Regions from separate parts of the Mus musculus genome. Here region 2 is linked to region 1. Evidence: chromatin loops called from intact Hi-C (ENCODE). Cell type or tissue: gastrocnemius. All regions are shown on one strand. Links, peaks and the distances in the headings refer to the core of each region. The heading gives the core; the rest is flanking DNA. Region 1 has its middle 37 kb from the start of Gm33104. Region 2 holds the start of Gm40607 (a long non-coding RNA gene).

Region 1 (9,134 bases), core at 397-8,396:
TCTTTTAGAAAAGTGTCAAACCCAAAACAATCTAAACGATGATAAAGGAATGTAGGAATTTTAAAAATTGTATTTGGTATGTGTGTGCACGTGTGCACGTGCGCGTGCAAGTGTGTGTGTGTCTGTGTGTGTCTGTGTGTGTGTGTGTGTGTGTGTGTGTGTGTGTGTGTGTGTAGGGAGGTCAGAAGGACAACTTTGGGAACAGGCTCTCTCCTACATGTGAGTTCCAAGCTTGAAAGGAAGAGCCTTCACCCACTAAGCCACTTGTCACTGCTCATGCAGCTCTGGAAGCCATCAAAACTGTGAAAATATATGACACCAAAATATCCCCTCATAGCTTACAGTAAACAGAAATCCAATATAATGGACGAAAGTCATATGCAATCATGGACTGTATAGGCTATACACAGTTATTGAGCACTTTGTATTTCCCTCTTTGTTTATATGAAAGTTGGTGTTATGAGGTTGCGGGTATGTCTCAGTGTCAGAGTGTGTGCTGAGTATGGAGAAAGTTCACTGAGGGTGGGAACAAAAGTGTTAACACTGTGACATATTATAAAGTGCATCTTTTATCACATTTATTTAGTGTGTGTGTGTGTGTGTGTGTGTGTGCATGTAAGTGTTTTATATTTTCCAAGTGAAACACAAAAGGAGTTAAATAAAAAACATGTAGAAACAGTAATGTTTGAGGCAAGATTTCTAGGAGGAGATTACTGTGAAAGATTTTAGAGTCATAAATTTTATACATTTTAGAAAATTCTAAGAAATCTACCAAAATAATCAACTGACATAAATCAATGACCAAATGAGTAACAAGATCATGTAAAAAAAAATGAATTATACCAGATACCTTCAAATTATGATTACTGTAAGTTCCTGGTAGGTATAAGGACAAATTAGGCCACAACCATATTTGAACATATACCAGATGTCTTATTTACAAGTCTGCTTGAACTAGTTTGTGTATATAATGAAATAAAGCAAATTATTGTATGTTGTAATACTGGTTTTACTGCCAGTTGTAAATACTGTTTTTTTCAGGTAAAGAAAGAACAAGAAAAACAATCAGGTTAGTAAAAACCCTGTAATGTAATTTCATTTAAAGGTATTACTATAGGAGCTGGAGAGGTACCTCAGTGGTTAAGAGCACTGGCTGCTCTTCCAGAGGTCCCAGGTTCTATTCCCAGCATCCACAGGGAAGCTTACAATTGTCTATAACCAGAGTTCCCAGGGATCCAGTGCCCTCATTTGGTCTCTATAAATACTACCTGTGTGCAGCACACAGACATACATAGGAACAAAACATACATACACATAAAAATTTAAATATTGCTGTGGTCTCTGAAAAATGCTTATATTTAAGGATATGTATTTTTTCACCTATGCCAACTGCACAACTTAAAAAAAAAAGGTAACAATATAATAGCAGCAACATGTGTAGTGCCTAAATCATGTCTTCAAAAATAATTTCCTGTATAAAGAACTGTTTCCCTACAGCGATAGCTGGTTTCAGACCAAAGGCAAGTCATACAACCATGACCTCTTTTTCCAGAAGTCAAGGAAAATACCTACAGAATACAGAAACCCACTGGAAGCAGGCTCGGTGACCACATGACTTGACAGTGGAACTTGGGGAAGGGATGGGTGCAACAAACTATAATATATTGGGTATATAAAACCCATACGCTGGGGCTGGAGAGATGGCTCAGCGGTTAATAGCACTTCCTGCTTTCCAGGGGACCCACGTTCAATTCCCAGCACCACATCTGGCAGCTCGCAACCGCTGTCACTCCACCTCTCGGAGAGATTTGCTGCTCTCCTTAGACCCCCCTGAGCACCTTAATACATATGGGGTGCATTCCCAGAAATGCACACATATACATAACTAAAAATAAATACATAGCGTCACCTCTATGCTCATAGACCTACTTTGTAAAGTGGAGAAAGAAAACTATTTTATTCTTCACCATTAGAGGAAGCGAGAGTCACAGCTCCTTGTACTGACTGGTATGAAAATGTTCGGTATTAAACCTGTTTTTCTTGAATAGAACCAAGTAGCCCTGCTTGATAAAGGAACGGTCATTCCAAATTATTAGTTATTCTGCAAAGCCAGTTTCCAAGCCTAAGGAATGACAGAGTCAGAAAACAGCCATGCGATAGAAAAGCCAACATTTTTCTCAGTTAGGTAAACAGCCAGACAACAATCAACACCACTGACATCATCAGCTGGAAGTGTGAGAGAGCCGGGATATTAAAAGAAAAGCTTCCATGAATCCAAGAACTGCTATTTTCCACGAATGATTCAGGATGCTACCAGGACCAGCCACCAATTCAAGAACTGGAACAAACAGAACATAAAATCTTTCCAACTTATGTTCAGGGCAGAAGTAGGTGGCTGTTAAACAGTGCTGACACCATGAAGCAGCAATCAAATCCAGGATTTGTTTTTAATCAACTGGAAGGAAAAATAGCAAGAGAGCATGTGGCTGTTGTATGGACATCTGAATTGGAGAAAACCCACCTTTAAGAAGGACATTTATTAAACATTCCAGAAACTTCAAATATGAGCTAGGTACTAAAGGATAGGGGTGAACTGTTGCCACTTATGTGTGATAACAGTAAATGGTTAGAATCCCTTCTCAGAGATGCACTAAACACAAAGTGTGGAAGAGCAGTGTGCATGGAATTTGCTTTTAAATATGCAGGAGAAAAAATAGAAAGAGGAGGAAGGAGGAAGAAGAGGAGGAGGAGGAAGAAGAGGAGGAGGAGGAGGAAATGTAGAGAGTAGGCACCATGCCAATCATCAACACCAGAGTGAAGGCACCAGGTTTATTACACTGAATCTCCGTCTGTGTGTGTCTAAACTAAAAGCATTTTACAAGAACTATAAACTTTTGCGTGAATTTTAAAGGAAACCACAGGACAGCTAACATGGCTCAGTGTGTAGAGGCGCTTGCTGTGAAGTCTGACGATTTAAGTTCAGTCTCTGGAACACATATGGTGGAAGGAGAGAATCAATCAACTCTTGTAGATTTTACACACACACACACACACACACACAGAGACAGAGACAGAGAGACAGAGACCAAGACAGAGTGACACAGACAGAGACAGAGACAGACACAGAAAGAAGAGAGACAGACACAGACACAGAGAAAGACAGAGAGAAGAGAGAGACATGAGCACAGAGAGAGAGAGAGAAAGAGGTAAATGTAGTTAGAAACCAAAACCAAACCAGAAACACTGTCCCAAAGGAAAGTGCCGAGTTAAGAGGACAAAAAAGAAAAAGTCAAAGCCGAGGGCTCCCTGCTTGTTGCCTGTGCCCAGCTTCCTCTGAGTGAGACTTCTAAAGGAGGAAATTATGCCAAGTCAAAGGCATTTAATGCTTAGCCTGGGAAGCCAGTTCTTCCTCAAAGAAACAAAACCACAGTGTGACAGACAGAACACATTGCTCTTGTGTGGTTTGCCAGACATATCTGTAATTTGTGTCTTTTTCTCTCTCAGGATCTCCCAAGACAGCTGAGCCCTGATACAGTACTTCTCTCCTCCTTGCTTCCCTCCAAACTCTCTACACAGCACTTGATATAAAATCTTAAATGTGCCTCTCTCCAGAGGACCTCAGCTCTCCCAGCGCTGACTGACTTTCAACACTCTGTCGGCTCCTAACATTTGCCATTGAGACCTGACTGTGGTGGCTAATCGTCATTGTGGATGTGACTGGATTTGGAATCGCCAGGTGACACATCTGTTAACCAGGCCTGGGAGGATGTCCAACCTGAAGAAAGTGCATGCAACTGCGGGCAACACCATCCTGTGAGCTAGGATGTAAAGATGGCACCAACATTCTTCTCTACTTGCTGACCACAGACACAAGTGGCATGGGAAGATCCTGTTAGTGACTCTCCACACTGATGGACTGTGTTCCCAATAAAGGCTTCCTTCTCTCCACACTGATGGACTGTGTTCCCAATAAAGCCTTCCTTCTCTAAGTGGCTTTTGGGAGCCACTTTGTTACATCTATGAGAAGAGAAACTAACACACGATCATATTCACACACTGTACTACTGCATCCCGCAGACTTGCTGGTTCCCCACAAGGCTTTCAATACCCCAAATCCCCACACTTAACATCTTTATTAAGATTGGGAAGATTTTCTGAAATAATACATTCATTTGCTGGTTTTATGGAGCAGATGATATTATGGTGTGGTGGTTTGAACAGGAATGGCCCCCACAGGCTCATATACTTGAATGCTTAATCATTAGGGTGTGGATTCCAATGGATTAGGAGATGAGGCTTTGTTGGAGCAGATGAGGCCTCCTTGGAGGAACTGTGTCACTGGTGTGGGCTTTGGGATTTCAAACGCTCAAGCCAAGCCCAGTGTCTTTCTCCTGCCTGCTGCCTGCTGATCTGGTTGTAGAACTCTCAGCTCCTCCAGGACCATGTCTACCAATGTGTCACCATGCTTCCTGCAATGCTGATAATATACCAGACTTCTGAAACTGTAAGCAAGTCCCCAGTTAAATGCTTTCTTTCCTTTATAAGAGTTGCCATGGTCACGGCGTCTCTACACAGCAATAGAATACTTGCTAAGACATATGGCAACCCTATCTATCCAGACCTGACTTTCTGTAGTCTCATCCTACCTGTGGTCCAAAAAGAAAATATTAAACAGGAAAATCCAGAGATAATTCATGTCTTAAAGCACATACTATTAAAATTAGGCATGATGAGGGTTCACTCCATCTTGTTCTTGCCAACCCATGTGCCTATGTGTATTGTGTACGTATGGGGGATGAAAGAATGGATGGAATTTTAGACATTCATGGTGGGGAGCATTGGGATTTATTTTTTGTGGATAAAGGTAGACAACTGTTCTTGTCAGTAAGATTTCCAAGCCTCTTTCTTATGTATTATGGAGTGCCATCCAGAGAGGAGCATTCAGATTCAGATTTAAGTCAATAGAAAGCCCCCCCCCTTTTTTTTCCTGCCTGTGACTACACTGGGTGTTTGGGATCCCAGTGTAGCCCAGAGCCTTTCTCAGGGTGAGTTTTGAAGAATTAAAAACTGTATCCTGTGTGGACATACCTCAGTTAACAAGAACAGGTATCCATATGCACAAGCACGAAGGCCCAAAAATATAGAGTTTATGAGCATTTACGGTTTCAGAGGGACAATGGCATCATCATTGTAGACAGCATGGTACGATAGGAACATCAACTTGAGAACTCAAGATTGTAAAGCACAAAGCAGAGATGGGAGGTGGGGGGAGAGGGGGAGGAGGATAGGGGAGGAGAGAGGGGGAGGGGGAGGGAGAACTAGAAATGTTTCGAGCAGATCCTACCTTCAGTGACACACTTACTTCAGTCAGCCCATGCAGGAGAAAATGCAGGCATTACCTGGTGGCCAGCTTACATGGTGGCACACTGGCCTTCTAAATAAGAAGCAAGGCTCAGCGTGCTGCTGCAGTCAGAACACTGGATTCTGAAGTAGAGCAGCTGATCGCTGGCCTGCAGACAAGTCTGCACTCCCCACGTCTGCTTTGATATGCTTCTTAGGCCTAGGGACCCTGGAGGTCTGAATGCCCACCGTCCAAGCTGAGGTAATGCACTAATCAGTCAGTTGATAGGCTTGCACTATGTAAGTGGTTGTTTATACATAATAAAGCAGACACTGTTCCCTGAAAAAAAAAAAAAAAAAGAAAACAAAAACAAAAACGAAAAACCAAGGTCAGTATGTTTAGATTGTGTTAAGGGCTGGGGGCCTACCGAGGGCGGACTGGGGCCTGTCACTCATGCAAGGGTTCCTGCCCGAAGCTTGTCCAGGAAATGTTCAGTAAAGGAGCAGTTTGTCACCGTTTGAACTAGAAATCTAGAAATCTAGAAAATCATCAAGCCTAGAAACTTCCATTTAGAGACATCTCTAAAGAGAAGTAATTACATTTCTATGAATTAAACTTGTTCTTTATGGAAAAAACGCTCATTGAGATAGGTCCCATTCTGTAAATCATATCGTTTAAAGTATGCCATCCAATGTTTTAAAACATAGTCACACACTCGTGGAATCAGTTCCACACTGTCACTTTGGAACATTTTATTACCACTTTCCCACACCCATTAGCACTGCTCACTATGTTCCTCCCTTGTGACCTACACCCAAATCTATTTTTGACCTTTATAAATCTGCCTATTACAGATACTTCATATAAACAACATTGACTAATGCATTGTCTTTTCTGAATAACTGCTGTCATTTAATGTAAGTTTTGTCATGTTGTAGCATGTATGAATATGCCAACCCTTTTATTATACATTCATTTCTATTTCCAAAAGCAATTGTTTGTCTTCCTCTAAGCCCTATCTTCTTGGACTCTTCAATCCTTATCACTCTGAGGGCTTCTCAGGAGGTACACATGTAGAACTTTTACGTGGTTTTATGGTGTTTTTTACTTAGTTAGTTAGTTCAATTTTTTTGGCTTTAGTTCAGTGACACAATGTTTGCCCAGCATAAACAAGAGCCTAGGTTCAATCCCTAGGGGAAAAAAAACCAAAACACCACCAACAAAAAAAACAAAACAAAACAAAAAAAAACAGAAAAACCTACACCAATAAACAGTGTCCAGCTACATTATGTGAAAAAGTAGTAAAAATTACTTAGAGTTTTACTAGTGCTCAGTTCTGGATAAATGATGCATAAGTCTCCTGCCTAGCACCTGCTGGAAAACATGCTGTTTGACTTGAATGCAAAAGTTCTCTTACTTGGGTCACCTAAACCCTAAGGCCTCCTTTTGGTTTTGCTAATACTTCTGTTTTGAAAATACTGTTAGAAAAATTAAGACCATTAACAAAGGTGATTTAGGCAAAGAAAAGGTATGGAGAGGAAGAATTACCAAATGCTGGGTTCTTCATTCAATAATCAATCCCACCCCGCCCCCCAAGAAAAAGAAGTGGCACAGAGAAACAAACCCTGATTGGCTATTGCTGACATTTTTGTCTGATCAATTAGCAGGCTCTAGCTGGCTGAGGTATGGCTGGCATGCCTGGTACTCAGTTTCTTTGGCTATAAGGGTTTGTTCTCAGGTTGTTATAATATGTTTACATATCAAAGGTGCATAGTTCATAGGCACAGGTGATTTTTATCACCCAAGTAAAGAGATAGCTTTAGACCAGACTCAACCCAGTTTAACAATATTGTGTACACCAGAGCTCTAAACCACTGCTGCAAGTCACTTCTTGGTCTGTCCTCCTCTTGTGCAGAGTGTTATAGAGTTTAACACCCTCAGGAAAAGACCACAACTCAATTCAAATTATGATTAACCAAATATACTATTTGTCCTACAAGGGCAGCTGCTTCTAAGCCAAAGCAGAAATGTGCTTTGCCTGAGTAAATGGGGGGGGGGGGAGTTTACAAATGAACACCACGATTACTTCACTTCTGTGGAATTTATAACACATAAGGAGTTGCCCCATTTCCCCTGTTCTCTTTGCAGCTATGTGAGGGGAACTGCCTCATGCCCTGCTTCAGGAGAAACTGCTATTCCCTGTCCACAGCAACTATGTGCATTTACAGAAGCCACAGCAAATGGTTGATCATTTCACAACAGTTACACAGCTTAGAGGGGGGTGGACAAGGGGTCAGAGCTTTTAGGAATTTAGGTCAGAGGCTAATGGTTACTATAGTAGGAGTCTGGTATGAAATGGAATTTCCTTAGCCATCACAAATGTGAGCTACACATTAATAACCTTGTTTGTTTATCCTGTGATTATCTGTCTGTTGATACAGGGATCTGTCCCAAATAAGAACTCATGGGGATATAGAAAATCCCATCTTCTGCATGGCATCTCTTGGGGTCACTTCTCCTTACCTGTCAGTCTCCCAGCTTATTTGCGGGGGACTTCAGTCTCCTCTCTGATCTCTTTCTATCCTGAGCTCCCTCAATGTGTTACCTTCCATATAACTCTGTAATTGTGTGCAAAGCAATACATCTTGAACATAAGACTTTGACCAGAGAGGTTTTAACTCATCATTACTGCCAAAGCAACCCACAACTCTCTCTTTAATTAATGACTTTATTGATAAAGGATGGTGAATCATTAAACTACTAAATGTATCTGGGTAAAAAAAAAAACATGATAATGATTATGGAAATGATAGGTGTGGTAGACAGAACAATGCCCACAAACTAACTCTCTCTCTCTCTCTCTCTCTCTCTCTCTCTCTCTCTCTCTCTCCCTCACACACACACACACACACACACACACACACACACACACACACACTTAGAATCTTTTCCTCACATGACAAAGAAAAGCTTTCACAGATGTTGATTAAATTAGGAACCTCTACCCTTCAAGACTCATGGATCTATGCAGAAGGGGAGATAGAAAGATTGTAAGAGCCAGGGTTGGTGGACAACTCTAGGACAACTGCATCTTCAATACAAAACAAGGATAATGCACAAGTGAACTCACAAGACTGTGACAGCATGACCTGCACAGGTTCAAACCACAAACTCCCAGCACAGAGAAGGGGAAGTGGACACCATGTCCCACTCCTAACCAAGAAACTATTTGCAATTAGTACCTGATAGAGAAGGGAAGATCCGTTTTCCTCTAATGGAATGTCACTGGGTACATCAACCACACTGTAGGGCAGACCTCATGCCCAAGAATAATAGTTGGCCAACACAAAACAGACTCCATGGTGCGTGTGCATGTGTGCATGTGTGTGTGTGTGTGTTGGTATTTTTGTCTTTTTTTAGTTTGTTTTGATTTTTGTTTTTGTTTGTTTTTGCTTTTGCTTTTTTTTTGGAAGAGAAAAAGCATGAAGTTGGATGGTTAGGGAGGTAGGTAGGTAGGATCTGGGTGAAGTTAGGGGAGGAAAAAGAAAAAATGTGTGTGTGTGTGTATAATGTTTTTAGTAAAATGATTTAGCTCTAAAAATAATAATGAGAAAGGAACCTTGAGATGAGGATATTATTATTAACTATTGAAGTGGACCCAGGATAGCCACAATTTAACCTTTACAAGTAAAAGAGGCAGAAAAAGCAGTCAGGGGAAGACAATGTGAGCAGGCTTGGATCTGGAAGGCAAGGCCACACAGAACAGGAATGTGGGCAGTCTCTAGAAGCTGAA
Region 2 (9,134 bases), core at 505-8,504, 280 kb before region 1:
AGCTTTATTGCCCCGATGCTACGGGAACCCTGGGAACCCAGAAAGGACTCCTTATATACACCCCAGCACAGGGAAAACTTTGTGTCCTCCTGGGATTGGTCAGTCTGCCGGCACCTTAATTTGCATGCACCCGCTTGGGAGGGGTTGGCGCCAGATTCAGGCTAGCGCCTGCGCAGTGGTATTATTTACGGCGACGGTGTATTGGAGCCCGGCACCATCTTTTAGGCTCCGGCTGCATACAACATGAGCACCACGACAGTCCTCTGAAATAAAAGCAGTGCCATTATCATGTCTTAGTGGGCTGAAACTGGGCTGCAGGTTAAGCATATATGTCATGTTACTCAGATAATGAATAAGGTTCAACATCAACCTATCCAGTTCCATCTTTACATCTTTGGAGGATAGTGATCCTTGCTGAGGAAGAGCTTGAGGGTTGAGAGAGGGAGCATTAGCTTAATGAGTAAAATGCTTGCTATGCAAGTATCAAGACCTGTATGTGGATGCTTGCCACGCACATTAAAGGAAAGCATGTGGCTGGCAAGATGGCTCATGGAATAAAGACACTTCCAGCCAAATCTGACGACCCAAGTTCAGTCTCCAGAATCACATGGTGGAATAGAGGAGGTGTCCCACCAACTCTATTTTTCCCATATAATATATTTTGATCATATTCTTCTCCCTCCTCCAGCTCTTCCAAGACCCTTCCACTTCCTACACACCCAAGTTCATGTTCTTTCTCTTAAAAAAAAGGCTCAAAATCAAACTAAGCCAACAACAACAACAAAAAACAAAAAGCACAAAACAACAACAAAAACAACCCCATAAAAACACATGGAGTCCATTGTCTGTTGTTTAACTACTCCTTAGCCTCAGCCCTGCCATGAAGTGTAGTTGAGATACCCAGTGTCACTCCATTGGAAAAGCAACAATAACAAACAAAACCGATTTTCCTTCCCCAGCAGCTATCAATTTCAAACAGTGTCTTAGTTGGGACTGAGACTTTGTTCTCACTTAGCATCTTCTTGGTAGAATTTTGCCTGCGTTGAGTTTGTATAGGTCTCATGTGAGTTGCCATGGCCTCTGTGAGTTCACATGGACATCAGCTTTGTTGTGTTCACAGAGTCCATGGAGTCTTATACCACCTCTGTCCTTACAACCTTCCCACCTCCTCTTCCACATCCATCAGTGGGCCTTTTTAATAAAGACATCTCATGTAGGGGTGAGTCCTACAAAGTCTCTGACCGTCTGTATGTTGTCTAGCTGTGGGTTTCTGTTTTAATTAATATCTACAGCAAGAAGAAGTTTCTCTGATAATGGTTGAGCAATACACTGTTCTATGAGTATAGCAATATGTTCCTAGGAGTCATTTTATAGCTGTATTAATGTACATGATTAATGCTGTATTAATGGAGTAACAGTAGTAGGTTTTCTCTAGGGTCCATGACCTACAAAGTCTCAAGTTCATGGTCTCATTGACAGTGTCAAGTATGGGTTCTGTCTCATGTAGTGGGCCTTAAATCTAATCAAATGTTTGTTCACTTATGCAGACAGATTTTTTAAAAGATTTATTTACTTTATGTATATGAGTGTTCTATCTGCATGTATGCCTATGTGCCAGAACAGGCATCAGATCTCACAATACATGGTCGTGAGCCACCATGTGGTTGCTGGGAATTGAACTTAGTACCACTGGAAGAGCAGTCAGTGCTCCTAACCACTGAGCCAGCTCTCCAGCCCTGCAGACAGATTTTTACTGTAGCTCACAGGGTCTAAAGCTAGGTGAGACTGAAAATTCGCTTTTCTCCTCAAGTACCTTCCAGCACCACGAGCCCTGGTCTGTAGTGGTGCAGCTTCCAGTTAAACACCATCTTGATCTCTCCATGTTCAGTAGCATAAGTACATGTTGTATTTAGCATTTCCGCCAAGTCTTACTCAGCTCTGAACACTGATGATTTCCACAGAGATATACTTCTCTTGAGCTTGCCTTTGACTAGATTGTCTTCGTGAATGGTTTCAGTTCAGTCTGCCATTCTCTCCCTCCCCTCCCCTCCACTTCTTCCTACTTCCTTTCATCTCTGTATTCCTATCAATGCCCAGTGTATTGGGATGGAGTGAGAAAACGAGACCTCCTGGGAGGCTGCTACAAGGCATTGTAAGCGATGAATAGTGCGTTCTAGAATGATGTGTTTACCTTCTAAAGATCCGATTGCAACTCAGATTTACAGTAGATGGGGTTATTGGCTCTTTTGAACGTTGAGGGTGAGAAGAATATTGAATTTGTGAAGTAGAAGACTTTGAGGATGGTTTACAAGAAGAAACTGCAGAGTCTGATACCCTGTCAGGATCCTGAACCTCAGAGGTAATGTCAGCCTCAGCCTCAGACTGGTATCCAGAACGCCCTTCTGAGAAGGTGGTGGATGAAGAATGGGAGACTATGGATAGATTTTTGAACTGGCCAGGGCCCCAGCTCCTTAGTCTGGTCAACACTGTTGCAATATAGAGGTATCAAGGTCCTGCTGTGGCTAGGCAATGGCCCTAACCAAGGTATCTGAAGTCACTGTTTATGTCACATGAAGACATAGCACACGTGAAGTTTCTTAAACATATGTTCTTTACTAGTTCAACGTTATGTTTATATATCACGTCAGCTTTAGATCAAGGATAGCGTATGCATCCTTTAGAGAAAGCAGCCCAAGACCTGAGCTTCTTCAAACATCACATGATTGTGTGAGCTCATTGCTCTTCAATTCTTTATTCCTCATTTTGAAAAACATTCTTAGATAAGTTTACATCACTTAAAAGACAAAAGTGAAAACGCCATATCGCTTTCAAATTTATAAACAGAATATACATTTCCCCGGTTTATTTGGTAAGAGCATTTCATTTCCCATAAGCTAACAGACACAATGTAAAGTGTAGGCGCGACAGATTTAGCATAGACAAATAGAGATCAATCAAAATCAAGCAGTTGTTTGACTCCAAGGTTTCACCTTTCCTTTTGACATTTTTATTATTTAATTATTTGTGTGTGTATGAGTGTGTGTGTGTGTGTGTGTGTGTGTGTGTGTGTGTGTGTGTTCACTTGCCAGGAAGCATGTGTGGAGGCCAGAGGATGACTTGCTGGAATTAAGTTCTCTCTTTCCACCATGTGGGTCCCAGGGTCTGAATTCAGGTCCTCGGGCTTGGTGGCAAGTACCTTTGCTGGCACAAAGACGTTGGGCCAAGCCAGCTTTAGCTTAGATCCTACCATTTAATAATCATATAACCGTGGGCAAGCTTTTCAACTTTCCTAAGCCTCAGTTTCTGTCCTTGCTAGATCGAATGATGCACAGGATTCTTCTGTGGGCATGCAGTGCTAAGGTGCGTTACTCCATTCTGCACAGCCATAGTGTACAGTCAGTCAGCAGTGAGGTTTTGTTTTTCTTTTAAAGATACAAAATCTATCAGATGACTACAAGCTATCATTAAATACAACACTAAGTCTGTGTTTACAACAGTATTCTTGGGCTTTCAGTGTTCTCTGAGTATTAAGGAAACACCCTGTCTTTCCCTAAGATTGTGTTGGAAATCGTTCAGGAAAGTCATTTGTCTTTGTTCTCCTAAAGAGTTCCAGGAAAGGAAAGGCTGAAATTTTGTCGTTTTAGATCTATAGCTATCAACATACTTTCATTATCTTAAAATAGCAAGGATTTTTTCTTTTTTTGGTTTGGTTTGGTTTGGTTTTTAATGAAGCTGAACTTCACTGGGAACTATAACACCTAAAATCCGTATTGCAAATGTCTTCTTGGGCAAACTAATTGCTCAGTGGGTAAAGGTGTCCACTAAGCCTGATGACCCAAGTTAGATTTACAGAACCCACATGGGGGTTATGGCTGGGGGAACCATAATACGTGAGGAACAGTATTAAAGGGTTGTGGCAGTAGCAAGGCTGAGAATCAATGAGTTTTGACATTAGGGTTTCCACCTTCAATATCCCTAATGTCAAATATCAGGAGGGAACTGATGCTTGCAAGGTGTTCTCTGACCTACACACACACACACACACACACACACACACACACACACACACACACACATACACACACACACACACACACACACAGACACGCACACGTGCACGCACACATACACACACACACACACACACATACATACACACACACACACACTCAGACACACACACACACACTCAGACATGCACACGTGCACGCACACACACACACTCAGACACGCACACGTGCACGCACACACACACACACACACACACTCAGACACGCACACGTGCACGCACACACACACATACACACACTCAGACATGCACACGTGCACGCACACACACACACTAATTAAAAATAACAACAGTGCGTTTATTTGTAGATAAACATCATAGGCTGTGTCTTCATTCTATTTCTGTTATCCTTGATAAGGAAGGCAGAGCAGGTATCGCTCCAGCCGCAAGCAGATGAAGTACAGCTGAGAGCTGAGAAGGCTCCTGGACCCTGTTCACCTAACTAATGAGCCCAGGCAAGACACCACACCGCTGGTTACAGAGCAAACTGCCCTATCCCCACAAGCTTTCAGGGGAGCTGGAACAAGGAAGAGAACCCCTAAGCCATTCCAGTGACGTTCTTCTCAACAGATTGCATGAATTTACCCACGTAAAAATGACAAAGAGACAAAAATGAGAAGACAGCAGTATTTTGGATTTTAAGAATAACAACAACAACAAAAAATGTTACTTAGTCACACATAGGCAGTGGTGTTGCATATTTTCATGTCATGGTTATTCATATGGAAAGATTTTATTTCCCTGTACACTGTCACTTATTCTTTGCACAGTTTTCTTCATGGTTTTAATTAGTTAGTTAGTTAGTTAGTTAGTTAGTTAGTTAGGTTGGTTTTTTAGTTTAGAGGAGGGGTGTTGGTTGTTTTTTGTTTTTTCTACCCAGCCAAGTTTTAAATCTGCTCAGTGACCAGAAGAGGGCAGTATGAGCTAACAAAACAGAAACCACGCACCGCACCCTCTAAGCCACTCTGCTTGTTCTGTTCAGACTCTGTGTCACTATCAGGTTTGCAATGTTAACTAAAACACTAAAAACTCATTAAAGACAGGAACGGAAAGGGCAGAGGTGGAGGGACGAAGGGAAGGAGATGGCTTTTTAAACCTCCTTATTGGAATAAAATGAGGTGAAATGGCTGTAAGAAAACGTGTTTAAGCACTTGCTGGGTGTGGACTCTGAATTAAGTGCTGCAAAATTGCTTCCTGGAGGGAGAGAGTAAAGAATTCAGACCACTTTCAACTGGACCTGTTCTTTACAGCCTCTGTTTACCTATTTATTTAATAGAGGCTTTGGGTCCGAAGGCCATGCCAGGACCTGCCTGGGCCCCAGACACTCCAGACCCTACATGGGAATGCGCTGGTGACAAGAAGCATAAAGAATAAAAGCTAAGGGTGAAAATGCAGGTGGTGTGTTCGATGCTTGCTTAAAATGCCTACACACACATGGGTAAAACATGTCTACCCTATAGCCTTAAGGACTGGAAGAAAGAAACGTGCCCTTGATGTATTTGTAAGTTATAGAAAATATAGTTAGAGTAGTTTCTAGGTAGCGCCAGAATACAACTTGGCTTAGTCCCCATCTTTACTGTGGCATATTTGATGGGTGACTCTTCATAGTCTGAGGAGAAAACAGGAGCCAAAGAGTCAGTGTGGTAAACTGTCTCAAATGTTCAATAGTATGTAGTTCAATGGTGCATGCATTAGAAGAAAGCACTGCCTCTTGGTGTCTGGGAAGACTGAGGCAGGTTTGAGATGAAACTCAAGGGATTTTGATGGTAGCAATCAGTAGAACAGAAATACAACAAATGAGTGGGAATTTTAGGTAGAGGAAGCCTAGGTAGGCATGTGGGTTGTGTTTAGCATTGTAGAGAACAATCATTTCTAGCGTCTGGATGCCAGGTCCTTCAGGATGGAGCAAGCAGTCTGCAGGAAGGAGAGGCTGGGAGGGGCAAAAGCAAGCTTAAGAGAAAGAGACATCGCCTAGACAGCTTTGAATACACTGCACATTCACTGTGTGGATTTGATGTGGAACCATTTCCATAAAGACTTGAGCCGCCACGTGCTGTGAACCAAGAAAAAGCAGGGCACCTACAGAAAACATGTTTCCATTATATGTACATGTGTTTGTTTCATATGTGCTATGCAGCTGTACAACGATGTAGAGGGATATTGAAGGTGGAAACCCTAATGTCAAAACTCAGTGATTCTCAGCCTTCCTAGTGCCACAACCCTTTAATACTCTTCCTCATGTATTATGGTTCCTCCAGCCATAACATTATTTTCATTGCTATTTCATAACCATAATTTTGCTGCTGTTATGAATTGTAATGTAAATATCTGTGTTTTCCGGTGGTCTTTGGGGGGTTGTGATACACAGGGTAAGAAGCACTGCATTGTACCCTAGGCTGTAGATCTGAATAGCAATGTCACAGGACTGCTCCAACAGTCATTTTAACATTGTTTTTTAGCCTTTGTTAGGAGACAACAGTTGACTGCTGTTACAAAGCAACCAGCCTTCCGTTTCCTTCTGCTGTGTGACAGCATGAAAGTCTATCTCTGCCTGCGTGTGTGCATCTGAGCCTGCCTTCTAACACTGTCCCTCATGGGTATTCGTTTCAGAATTATTAGGCAAATGATAAGATTGGTCCCCCTAAAAATATGTTTCCTGGTATTTTTCACATGGTACAGAAGTGGAATTAACTGGTTTAGGATTCAGCTGAAGAAACACAGAAAATGAAACCTTGCCTGTGTGTGGGCGATGCTCCTGCACTGTGGCTGAAGGATTGCCTAGGAAGCCATCAGGGGTATATACAACACAGAAAATGCCATATTTGTCCTACCATTTTTGTTCTACCCTTTCTGGTTTTTTGTTTCCCCTGATGTGGTGCTAGTCCAATTGATCTTAAAAATCTACCCAAAGCTTAACTCCTACTGTATTAGCAACAATAACAAAAAAACAAAAAACAAAAAAAACAAAAACAGATATAGGTGATATGTTATACTCACGAAACTCCATGGATCAATAGCAGATGACTTTTGTTTTATTTATTTGTGTAGTGTACTCCACCCCCATCATTCCTTTCTATTTAAGGCTTCCTCTTCCATTTCTATGCCTAGGGCAGGACAGTCATTGTTACTACATAAAGAATGAATCTGATACTCCCAAGGTACTTGCCATTATAGGGAACAGGTGTGTGTGTGTGTGTGTGTGTGTGTGTGTGTGTGTGTGTGTGTCCTTGGTAACACATCTGTTTTATTTGTTTTGTTTTGTCTCATTTATAAAATTCAGGCAAGAATGGGCTCGTGCTCATGTGGTGGAATGAAGCCCAGCCTTTGTTAAGATTTAATGAGACAATGCTCATCACAATTTGCTCTTAAAACACGAAGCAAAGTCTTACCTGTGTTTCAGATCAGCTTTCCAGGTTGCTCACCTGAGGTGTTCTGTTGACCACTGGTGTAGGCAGCTCCATGGTTACCATACGCATGCGTCAGCTGCAGTTCCAGGCCCATCACTGAGAGAAACACATTTAATCCTCCTGGAAACCTCCATGAGAACAGGAATATTGTCCTGCCTGTTTTGGAGGAAAGGAAAGTGGGACACAGCATGGTAAGTTCTTTGCCTCAGAGCCCACAGTGACGGCACGAAAGCCCGTGCTCAGCTGCTGTACACCAGAATCTGTGTATTTGACCTGTAAACCTCGTATAGATAATTTGGAAATAATGGCCTCAATTTGCAATGGGAAACTTTTTAACTGAAAGGGAACTGCAGCCACGGAGAAGCTATTTCTCCATTCCTCAGTCCTGAATATTCCTTATCCATCTTTCCTCCCTCCCTCCCTCCTCCTTTCCTCCTTCCCTTCTTCTCTCCCTCCCTCCTTCCTTTCTTCTCTTCTCTTTCCTTTCCCTCTTCCCCTTCCGACTTCTTCTTCCTTCACATTAGTGTCTTCCAGAGGCACAGTGGGTATAAGCTCTAAGAACATGGAAAGCAACAACCTAAACTTAACACACTCAGCCTTCTCACTGGAGTTCAATAGATGTTCAGATCTGACTTCAGCGTGAAGAGAAGTCAGACATTTCACTACCTCTGTATTATCTGATTTGTTCTCTGGAAATATATATTCTGTGTTCCAACTCTCACTCCCCACTAGACCCTCTGCAATGAATATTTGAACCCACACTTAGAAACATCTTTCTTCTCTCTTCCTTGAGACACGTCCAACTCCAGTAGAACTTCTTTCATTTCAAGATCTCCATTAGCATTTGAAGAGCTCAAATTACCAGGTCCCTGCCACAGAGATTCCTGCACATGGAAGCAGCTTATGTGTCCATTGTCAGATGAACAGATAATAAAAGTGTACTCCTTAGGCACAGTGGGGTTGCATCCACCTGCAAAGACAAGTGAAAGTATAAAATTTGTGAGAAAATGGATGGATAGGAAAAAGCATTAAGCAAGGTAACACAAATGGAGAAAGGTCGATGTCCCATGTTCTCTCTCACATGTGCCACTTAGCTTTTTAATGTTTACATGTGTGCATATCGGTGCTCGAGAGTCTGAGTGCAGGCTATGAAACTTGAAAGAAGAGCATGGCCAGGGAAGCCCTGAAGAAGTGAGGGGATGATAATAAGACACATGCAGCATATAAGAAAAGGAGCTGGGAGGGCCACAGAGGGTCAGGGGGTCAGGCACTCAGGGGGTCAGAAGAAAAAGTAAGGGAAAGAATTTTTTTAAAAATTGTTTTAGTGGGGGACTGGAGACATAGTCAGTGGCTAAGAGCATGGGCTCCTCTTCCAGAGGTCCTGAGTTTAATTCTCAGAAACCACATGGTGGCTCACAACCATCAATAATGAGCTTTGATGCCCTCTTCTGGTGTGTCTGAAGACAGCTACAGTTTTACTCACATACTTAAAAATTGTTTTAGTTCCATAATGAAACCTAATACTCTGTATGTATGCTATTTAAAAAATAAATGTTTAAAGACAGACTTTTCTCTACCTCTCAACTCACAGTGGTGCTGAACAGAAGAAATGGTCAACACAGCTGCTAGTCCATAGCAAACTGGTATCATGTAAAGCT

What was found. A loop is a pair of places that touch in the nucleus more often than their neighbours do. Peaks named below come from ENCODE experiments on the same cell type or tissue, not always from the same donor. Only the 100,000 strongest peaks of a DNase experiment are listed, where the experiment ranks them.
Region 2: a loop joins it to region 1, with 3 times the contacts of the local background. A loop is called at or near these places in 30 of 42 quality-filtered maps.

The regions. Positions count from the first base shown.
Region 1 is chr10:19,519,000-19,528,133 of GRCm38, forward strand. No RefSeq gene overlaps it. Among named protein-coding and RNA genes, the nearest start is that of Gm33104, 37 kb to the left of the region's middle. In gastrocnemius, for the core only: no CTCF peak of the experiment used is centred there; no DNase peak of the experiment used is centred there; H3K27ac peaks cover 1,597 bases.
Region 2 is chr10:19,235,207-19,244,340 of GRCm38, forward strand. Gm40607 (a long non-coding RNA gene) reads right to left here and starts at 8,347. Exons shown (of 3, transcript XR_871478.1): 1 at 8,237-8,347; 2 at 7,459-7,632; 3 at 105-263. In gastrocnemius, for the core only: a CTCF peak has its summit at 4,983 (motif pointing right); a DNase peak (open chromatin) is centred at 5,016; H3K4me3 peaks cover 205 bases.